Linked DNA regions of Homo sapiens: region 1 is linked to region 2. A link is a contact called in ENCODE Hi-C or POLR2A ChIA-PET data. All regions are on one chromosome and are shown on one strand. The core of a region is the stretch at or near the end of the contact, and the rest is flanking DNA. Distances in the headings are between cores, read along the strand shown.

Region 1 (4,950 bases), core at 485-2,984, 60 kb before region 2:
AAGACAGTATTATTATATATATAACATACTGTTATATATATATAATAACCTCCTTTTTATATATATATTTACATGTAAATGTTTACCATATATATATGTATATATAGTCGAAAAGCAGCCTGTAAACATTTGTTCAGCCCCTTAAAAATTTAATGATAGATTCCAATGCCCTATTCTAAATAAAGTGTAGTGAGATCCTTAAAACTACTAAAGGGAAGTTATTGCCTAGTCATTTAAAAAGACCTGTTAAATGTGATTTCCTGTTAAATGCGATTGGATGTTGAGTTTAAATATTTGACATGCAGAGCTGTGTTTCAGGATTACTATATGGCAATTAGATACTGTAGTTAATAACTTTAGGTTTGTATCATTCTAACAGGGTAATTTTGAATCTTATATCTTAGGTTTTTAGGGCATAAAGTTGACCTGAGCTGTGGCACTGTTCTTTGAGTTGGTTACTGCCCTTTGAATCACCAGTTTATCTTTGTCTTTTGTCTATATACCGTTTATTTTTTTATTTTTATTTTTTTACCTTATTGTGCTGGCTCAGAGCTCCAGTAACATGTTGAATAGAGATGATGGGAGCAGTCAGCCTTGCCTTAATCCCAAAATTAGGGGAACAAACATTCAGCCTTCTCCCATTATTACATACGAAGGTACGATTTTCAGAGGTGTTCTTTGTAAGCTTGAGGACATTCCTTTCTATTGCTAGTTTTCTGAAAGTTTTATCGGAATGGATGTTGAATTTTGTCAAATGCTTTTCCCACATCTATTGAGATGATCATATGGTTTTTCTTCTTTATTCTGTTAATGTGGTGAATTACACTGATTCCTTTTTCAAGTGTTAAACCTATCCTGTATTCTTGTTACAAACCCCAGTTATGATATGCTTATATGCTGCTGGATTCAATTTAATATTTATGCGCATATCAACAGTGTGTGTGGAAAACTTTTTATTTAATGAAAATATTCTTTAAAATGTATATTATGAGTGTATAACTTGATGAATTTTCACAGCTAACACACTTGTGTAACTAACACCTTGCTCAAGTAACATTACCAGCATCTGGAAGGCCCCTTCAACTCCCCCCCACATTCACTACTTCCCTAACCCACATGAGTAACCACTAACCTGGTTTCTAACAGGATAGATTAGTTTTGCCTGTTTTAATACTGCATATAAATGGAATCTTACTATATACATTATTTTGCATTTGGCTTCTTTCTGTCAACATTATGTGTGAAATTCATCCTTCTTGCGTTTTCAGCAAACTTTTGTTTTCAAAGTTTAAGTGTATTTTTTATTTTTATTTTATTTATTTTTTGAGATGGAGTCTTGCTCTGTCACCCAGTCTGGAATGCAGTGGCACGATCTCGGCTCACTGCAACCTCTGCCTCGTAGGTTCAAGCAGTTCTCTTGCCTCAGCTTCCTGAATAGCTGGGACTGTAGATGCGTGCCACCACACCCAGCTAATTTTTTTTTTTTTTTTTTTTGTATTTTTAGTGGAGACAGGGTTTTGCCATGTTAGCCAGGCTGGTCTCAAACTCCTGACCTCAAGTGATCCACCTGCCTCGGCCTCCCAAAATGCTAGGATTACAGGCGTGAGCCACTGCGCCAGGTCTAAATGTACTTTTTAAAACTAAGGTTATTTCCTCATCTCATTCTGAAGGTTTTTTATTCTGTCTAAAAAATATTTTCATTGAGAAAAGGGAAGTGCAACTTGGTACTTGAAGTTTAAAATTACCTTAGATTTTACTTTTGACCCTTGAGGTAACTTTCAGTTAACATGGCAGAAAACACTTTAAAAAAAAATAGACTTTATTTTTTAGAGCAGTTTTAAGTTTACAGCAGAAGAGAAAACACTTTTTTTTTTTTTTTTGGAGACAGTCTCATTCTGTCACTCACACTGGGGTGCAGTGGTGCCATCATGGCTCATTGCAGCCTGGGCTTAAGGGATCCTCCCACTTCAGCCTCCTGAGTAGCTCGGACTGCAGGCACGTGCCACTACACTTGGCTAATTTTTAAATTTTTTTTGCAGAGACGGAGTCTCCCTATGTTGCCCAAGCGGGCCTTCCACTCTGGGCTCAAGTGATCCTTCCACCTTGGCCTCCCAAAGTGTGGAGGTTACAGATGTGAGTCATGGCATCCAGCCCAGAAAAGCACTTTTGACATTCAAAAGCTATGGAAGGCCGAGCACCATGGCTCATTCCTGTAATCCCCTAGCACTTTGGGAGGCCGGAGTGGGAGGATCACTTGAAGCCAGGAGTTTAAGACCAGCCTGGGCAACAAAGTGAGACCCCCCCTCTACCCCCGTCTCTACAAAAATTTTAAAAATCAACTGGATATGCTGGCATTCATCTGTAGTCCCAGCTGCTCAGGAGGTGGAAGCAGGAGGATCACTTGGGTCCAAGAGTTTGAAGTTACAGTGAGCTGACCGCACCACTGCACTCCAGCCTGGGTGACAGAGTGAGACTTCGTCTAAAAAAAAAAAAAGAAAAAACACAAAAGTCTGTCTTGAGTCCTCTGTAATTTTGACTGGGTGTGGTGGCTCATGCCTGCGATCCCAGCTACTTGGGAGGCTGAGGCGGGAGGATTGCTTGAGCCTTAGGAGTTCAAGACCAGCCTGGGCAACCCTGTCTCTTTAAAAAAAAAAAAAAAAAAAAACTATGGAAAATTATAGCCTGTCCTTTCTGTGATTATAGTGGATTTTTAAGGATAGTTGTTATAAAATACATATGTAACAGTTATTTCATGAATATAGGAATAGGACAATATATTCAATAGTTATCTTGGAAGATAACATTCTTTTTTTTTTTTTTTTTTTGAGACGGAGTCTCGCTCTGTCGCCCAGGCCGGACTGCGGACTGCAGTGGCGCAATCTCGGCTCACTGCAAGCTCCACTTCCCGGGTTCACGCCATTCTCCTGCCTCAGCCTCCCGAGTAGCTGGGACTACAGGCGCCCGCCACCGCGCCTGGCTAATTTTTTGTATTTTTAGTAGAGACAGGGTTTCACCTTGTTAGCCAGGATGGTCTCGATCTCCTGACCTCATGATCCACCCGCCTCGGCCTCCCAAAGTGCTGGGATTACAGGCGTGAGCCACCGCGCCCGGCCGGAAGATAACATTCTTTAATGTCCCAAGTTTATATTTGGGATCTGCTTTCTATTCCTTGTCCTTTAGGAGAAAGTGTTATTGGTGGGGATAGTACTTTAGAAACCAGATTTCGAGGGGAAAAAAATTCTAGAATTAAATGGGTTAATCCTTCACCCAATGTTAGCTGCTTTTGTCAAGCTTTATGTCTCTCCCCTTTAAAAGAGGGAGATGTTATGCTGATTTTGTTACATGATTCCACATTATTACTTTACTAGTAAAATATTTGGGGAAAAGAAAGGTGTATAATCCTACATTATACACAAATAATCATACATTATTTACTAGCAAATAATGTATGATTATTCGTGGAGTGGTACAAACATTAAGTAGATTAGTGATTTTATTTATAGGAGAGTGCATTAAAGGACAGTGACAAGCAACTAAAGATTGGTGATATCATTTGATCTAATAGTTTTATTAAGCAAAGGGCAGAGGATATGAAAATACCTGTGTTTTTCAAGGCAGGTATTCTGTTTTCCATTTTTATATATTTTATTTATGAAATAATAAAGTTTCTTAATACAATTGAGGCAATTTAGTTGGTGTTATTTAAGCAGAGTGTAACTCACAGATTTTTAATATGTTATTTTTAAATTGTACATTTCTGACATAGAGTTGATCATGTTTTTAAAGGACCCATTGGTGGTGGAACTTTCAAGGCCTGGACCACTGACCTCAGCCTTGTTCCTGTTTCTTCACAGCATGAAGGAGACTGAAAAAGGACCACTTTCTCCTAAAGTTCTTTTTAATCAGCTTTGTCAGAAGTGGGTGCATCTACATTTAATATAAATAATTATGAGTTACAAAATACTAATGTATTCATCATTTAACATGAATAGTCGTTTTTACTGTAACTTTGCTCTTATTGCCCTGACTATGAAGAGAACTAAAATTTGTTACAGCTCTATGCTTTATGAAAATTATATCTCAGTCCTCAGAAGAAGCAGCTTATCCTCATATATAAGGAAATGGAGACACAGAAATTAAATGGCTCACCTAGTCTGAGTGAAAAGCTGAGAATCAAATGGAGATCTGTCCTGACTTGGATGCCTATGTTGTAATACCATAAAGTGAGAAAACCATAGAGTTGTAAAATCTAGAAAGTACCGTAAGATAACATCTAATCTAGCTTTCTTATTTTAAAAGATGAGCTGTGAGGCAAATAGAGTTTAAGTGAATTTCTCAAGGTATTACAGTATGTTTAAAAACCAAATCCTTATGTGCCTGGAAATAAACACATAAAGGATCTGACTTGACTTTAATGCATTCATGTATTCATTTATATAAAAAATTGAGAGCTTGCTTTTTATGAGGTACTTGCTACAATTCAGGGGTACACAACATATATTGCGTCACAAATGCACCCTGTCCTCATGGAACTCACAAGCTAGTCCAGTCCACAATTACTAAAATATGTAGAAGGAAAATTATTTGAATATGAGCTTGTGTTTTTGTATATCTATAGACTTTAAAATCTCATTTTAATTAAAACTAGTAATGAATGCCATGATATTTTAAATATAGTCCAAAATAGAGGGCTTAGTGTATGTTTCATTTGGTTGGCAAATGATGTTTCTTCAAAGCCTGAGGACCAAAAAAACCTGCAAAATTCTCAGAGGCATGAGTGTCTCACAGAGTTAAAAAGTTTTTAGCACAGCCATAATAAAGAATGAAATCATATTCTTTGCGACAACATGGATGCAGCTGGAGGCCATTATTCTAAGTGAATTAATGCAGGAACAGAAAACCAGATACCACATGTTCTCATAAGTGGAAGCTAAACATTGGGTACTCATG
Region 2 (5,356 bases), core at 292-2,791:
GAACTCCTGACCTCAAGTGATCTGCCCGCCTCGGCCTCCCAAAGTGCTGGGATTACAGGCGGGAGCCACCAAGCCCGGCCCATACAGTGATTTTTTAAAATCAGACTGTCCAGTAGTCTTATTTGTGCTAAGTGGAAATTAGGGAAAGGGTCAGAGAAATAGGGATTTCCTTTTGCCTTCAGTAGTATCCTCATGAACCTGCGTCATGGTGTTGTTAGGTGTAATTAATGAAGGTTTCTCACAAGATAAAATGTTATTTTGAGGACCACGTCCGTGGATTGGAGGAAAGGCAGATGGTTAGCTAGTGACGACTTTATTATAATGCTAATTCAGGAGTATCTGGGTCTCTAGTGCTGAGGAAAACTGAATTTTCATGCAAAGGGCATCTATATTTTCACATCTGTATCTTTATCCATCTAGCTGTGCTCTTACTATTTTGTTTCTACGGTAATTTGCTATTTCTTTTGCACGACAATTGCCCAATGAAATAATTCAGATACTTCGTGCACTTTGTCACGCAGAAGTTTTCATGTTACTCTCTGGAAAGGCACTTCCCAAGATGTAGCTAATAAACACTGTATCTTTGGAACATTTTTGTTTTCCTTTTAACTTGTAGCTCCTAGCCTGGAAATTGATACTTTTGACACTTGAACGTTGTTCATATAAAAACACTGTGAAATCAACATACTGTCTTTGAGGAATGGCATTGCATGCGTCCTTTTGAGAAGCCATCTTGTAGTTGAAGGAAAGCAGCAGGACGGAAACCAGACTTCCCCCCCACGGTTCCCTAAAAGTCACGGATAAAGAATGAAAAACCGGGACTAGTTAAGCCAAGGAGAGAAGAGCAAGTGTTCCCGGAAGGGGGCGCGATGTGTTGAGGTTAACAAAGAGAAAGACAGCTGCGGGGTCAGCTAAGGTCTCCGCTTTCGCTACCGACCCAGACTGCTCACCTTCACAAACTCACGTTTTCCTCAAGCGGCACCCTCGGCAGCGCTCAAGTGAGAGTATTCCATCCTTGGAATACTCCGAGAAGGTTCGAGCCAGAAGTTGGATTGCCTGAAATGCCGCTTCCAGCGCACTAAGTAACTTGAACTGCGCTAAGCAACTGGCCAGAATTGGTTTGGTTTGGTTTGACCCTGGGGTTCCTCCGTAGTCTGTAAGTGGAGTTGCGAACTCAACCCCTTCTCCAAGGCGGGAGTGTTTCTAGGAGGGAACATACTTCCCCTTAAAGGAAGATCACGTTGCTAAAGTAAAAAATTTGAAGGCGCCCTATGTGTAGAACACTTACGTTCTTGGCTTTCTGGCCACTATAAAGATGGGTCGGGAATGGCGCCAGCTACGTTAAAAAGTAACGTGCAGGAATGGTTCAGTTGCCCGGTGTTGACCAGAGTAGAGATGGTTTTGCCCACAAAAAAAATGGCGCCGAAACATGTCAATCCGCACAATCACGTGTTCACAAACCTGGATGAGAGATGGTATGGCTTCAGATGACAAACGGATGTTATTATTCTTTACTTCCGGGTGAGACAAATCGGGCGCCATCTTGTCTTGTTCCCGAAGAAGTAGAAGCATCGAAAGCGTTGGAGAGGTGTTACCGGAACGGCGGCGACAAGGGTGTTCCCGAACTAGAGTGGGTAAGTGATGGAGAACAATTATACGTGGGCACTTGCCGGACCATTACAACGTTCTTGGTTTCTGTGGCGAAGGTAGCATAACTTAAAATAGGCTGCGTACGCTGCTTGGCGCGACCGCTGGAACCTCATTCCTTTAAAGCGCTGCGGTCCGCCAGACTTGGTAAATCAGAGCGCTGCTTTCGCTGAAAAGGAAATGTCCTTGTTAAAGAGAGTGCTCACGGTCCCATCTTCTCACAGAGTTTCCTCTCGGACGAGAAGGGACTAATTGTTGGGTTCCTGACCGGCCGTTAAACACTGCGCGTGCGCAGTGGGAACCCCCTTGTGGGAAGGGGGTTCATGGGGGCGGAGGAGGCGGGGGCTCGCGACCTGGAGCTTATACCCTTTGAGGCTCTGACTACGCAGGCGCAGTTCCTTAGTTTGTGTTTTTCGTGTGTTCTTACCCAATGATGGATATTATGTGTTAAGCTTCGCTAAAGGTAGTATCCAATATTTCAGTTTTTTACCCTGTGGTGGATAGTATCGTCATCTGAACAAATTGAGCATTAGACAAATTTGTTTGTGGGTTGTTAAATTAACATTCTAGCTTAAGATTTTAATTCAACATTAATCTTTTACATCTTTTTACTTCCCCCTGCCCCCAAGTAAAACAAAATAAACTTAGAATTCCTCATTTGAGTGCAGCAGGGCGAAAACAACAGCAACCAGACTACTAAAGATTTTACTTGTGGAATTTTTTTGTAAAGTGGCAAAGGGCTTATAGAGAAAACAGTTCTTTAAAGATGTTCTTGAGAGTTTTTTTTTTTAACTTACTAATAGACTTTATGTTTTAGAACAGTTTTTGTTTACGTTGAGCACATACGACGTCCCCACTACACACACAGTTTATCTTCTTATTAATAGATGTTAGTATGGTACATTTGTTGCAACTAATGAACCAATAATGATAAATTATTAACTAAGGTCCATAGTTTATTCCTACTTCCTCACATTTTACCTAAAGTCCTTTTTCTGTTCCAGGATGCCAGCTAGGATATCACATTACATTTAGTTGTTGTATATTCTTAGGCTGTATATTCTTGGCTGTGACAGTTTCTCAGGCTTAACTAGTTTTTGATGACTGTTAAGGGCTGACTTGTGCCCCTCTAAAATTCGTATCTTGAAGTCCTAACCTCAGTACCCCAGAACGTGACTGTATTTGGAGAGAGGGTCTTTAAAGAAGATGAGGTCACTAGGGTGGACCTTAGCCCAATATATTAATAACTGCTGTCCTTATAAGAAGAGAGTAGGATACAGAGGGATGATCATGTGAAGACATAGGGAGAAGACAACCATCCACAAGCCAAGGAGAGAGGCCTTAGAATGAAATCAACCCCATAGAGCTTACACTATACGCCTCCAGAACAGTGAGGAAATAAATTTCTGTTGCTTAAGCCACCCAGTCTTTGGTACTTTGTTATGGCAAGCATACCAAACTAATACAGTGACCTTGACATTTTTTGAGGAGTATGGTCAGGTATATTGTAGGGTGCCCTGCTATTGGAATTTGCCAGACGATTTTCTCATGATTAAAATGGCCTTACGGACTATATCAGGGGAAGATCACAGAGGTAAGATGCCCTTTTCAACACATGCTATCAAGGATACATACTATCAAGGTGACTTATCACATTATTACTGACCTTGATCATCCTTCTGGAGTAGCGTTTGTTAGATTTATCCACTGTAAAGTTACTTCCCCCACCCCTTTTTATACTGTTCTCTTTGGAAGGAAGTCACTTTGCAGAGCCCACGCTTACTGAATGGACAGTTGTGCTCTTCCTCAGTTAGGGTGGAATATTTACATAATTTATTTGGAATTCTCTGTGGGAGATTTGTGTCTTCCCTCACATTTATTTGTTAGTTTATTTTATCATATCCTTATGGGCTTGTGGATGTTTATTACATAACTTATATTATAATCCAGTACTTCTTTATTTTGTTGCTCAAATTGTACCAGCTTTGGCCATTGGCAGCTCTTCGAGTTGTCTACTGTTCTCCTTTGACATGTTCCTATCAATTTTTTTTTTTTTAGCACTTTATTGCTTCCTGGCAGTATACATGCCCCAGACTCATCTTTTATATTTCCTGTCGCAGTCCTAGAGTCAGCTATTTCTTTAAAGATCTCTGATTCCTTTTATTGAAGAATGGTATTAAAACCAAGTTCTCGTGCCTAGGTGTGCTTGTTGCTACTAGGGTGTCATTTTGGGCGCTCTCGCTACATTTATTTTTAAATTATTATTGGGGGGGTATTTATAACCGACTCTCCAATTCTCCAGTTTTTTTTTTTTTTTTTTTTTTTGAGACAGAGTGTCACTCTGTTTCCCAGACCGGAGTGCAGTGGTGGCACAATCTTGGCTCATTGCAACCCCTGCCTCCCGGGTTCAAGTGATTCTCCTGCCTCAGCCTGCTAAGTAGCTGGGACTACAGGTATATGCCACCATGCCCAGCTAATTTCTGTATTTTCAGTAGAGTGGAGGTTTCGCCATGTTGGCCAGGCTGGTCTCGAATTCCTGGCCTCAAGTGATGAACCCACCTTGGCCTGCCAAAGTGCTGGGTTTACAGGCATGAGCCGCCATGCTTGTCCTCCACTTTTAAAATAGTCTTTTGAGCTACAAGCTGCAAGTATTTCAGTATATACTAAAATGCATGTCACATAAAGTAGCAAAATTTCTGTTTTCCGTATTTCGAATGATTACAAGATTAATTTTTACCAGTGCCATTTCCACCTAATCTGAATTAAACAAATAAATTCTTTTTTGACTTTGAGGTCAGTCAACTCATGTAAGACTGAAATGTCAGGGGTGAAGAGGATTGTTGTATTTTCTGGCTTCTCAGCTTTGTGGTTGATTTGAGAAATATTTCATCCTATGCATCAAATGATAGATGTGTTTCTGTAGCTCTTTGATTTTGTAGTTGATGCTCAAGGACTTTAAAATACCACATTTTAATTCTCATCCATCTCTGTCACAGTCTCTGAGTGACTTTTGTAAATATTAATGATTGTCATTTTGGCCACACGGGGTGGCTCATGCCTGTAGTCCCAGCACTTTGGGAGGCTGAGGAGGATGGATCATTGAGGCCAGAAGTTTGAGGATAGCCTGGGCAACATGGTGAAACTCCATCCCTACTAAAAAATACAAACATTATCCTCGCGCGGTGGCATGCACCTGTAGTCCCAGCTACTCGGGAGGCTGAGGCATGAGAATTGCTTGAACCTGGGAGGTGGAGGTTGCCGTAAGCCGAGATCACACTGCTGCATTCCAGCCTGGGCGACAGAGTGAGAATTTCTCAATAATAAATAAATGATTGTCATTTAAACAAGTTGTTTTAGGACCTCAAAGCGATGAAGTTCTAATATAGATACATTTAAGAAAAGGATAAAATAGATGATGGCCATTTCTGGTTGTATTAGTTTTCTAGGGATATTGTAGCAAATTACCACAAACTGGCTGATTTCAAACAACAGAAATTTATTCTTCCACAGTTCTGAAGGCTAACAGTGTAAAATTGAGGTTTTGGTAGGGCATGCTCTCTAATGGCTTTGTAGGGGATTCTTGTCTCTTCCTAGCTTTTGGTAGTTCTTGTCAATCCTTGATGTTCCTTGGCTTATAGAGCCATCTACTCCCAATCTGTACCACTGTGGTCATGTTACATTCTCCCTGTAAGTGTCTTATGTCTCCTTT

Evidence for each region. A loop is a pair of places that touch in the nucleus more often than their neighbours do. ChIA-PET counts read pairs that join two places held with the same protein, here RNA polymerase II (POLR2A). Pooled maps may share reads with other maps.
Region 1: a map of B cell shows a loop between it and region 2 (7-fold over the local background). The contact joins the enhancer-like site here to the promoter of PNISR in region 2. A Hi-C loop is called at or near these places in 1 of 168 maps with a recorded cell type or tissue (B cell), 13 of 37 single-sample maps with no recorded cell type and 7 of 50 pooled maps. POLR2A ChIA-PET finds 5 or more read pairs at or near these places in 3 of 52 experiments (GM12878, OCI-LY7 and activated B cell).

What each region holds. Positions count from the first base shown.
Region 1 is chr6:99,481,720-99,486,669 of GRCh38, reverse strand. USP45 (ubiquitin specific peptidase 45) reads left to right here. Exons shown (of 18, transcript NM_001346022.3): 8 at 3,787-3,917. Among named protein-coding and RNA genes, the nearest start is that of USP45, 31 kb to the left of the region's middle. RefSeq lists a silencer at 1,346-1,485. Within about 2 kb of position 1,734, at least 3 of the 41 ENCODE cell types and tissues checked have a DNase peak (open chromatin) inside an H3K27ac peak, as active enhancers do; they include B cell, GM12878 and OCI-LY7, where a contact is called at or near this core.
Region 2 is chr6:99,421,493-99,426,848 of GRCh38, reverse strand. PNISR (PNN interacting serine and arginine rich protein) reads left to right here and starts at 1,541. Exons shown (of 12, transcript NM_032870.4): 1 at 1,541-1,634. PNISR-AS1 (PNISR antisense RNA 1) reads right to left here and starts at 1,978. Exons shown (of 3, transcript NR_125843.1): 1 at 1,735-1,978; 2 at 1,462-1,625. RefSeq lists enhancers at 740-789, 682-976, 860-1,079, 679-1,199, 1,200-1,719 and 3 more and a silencer at 1,883-2,063.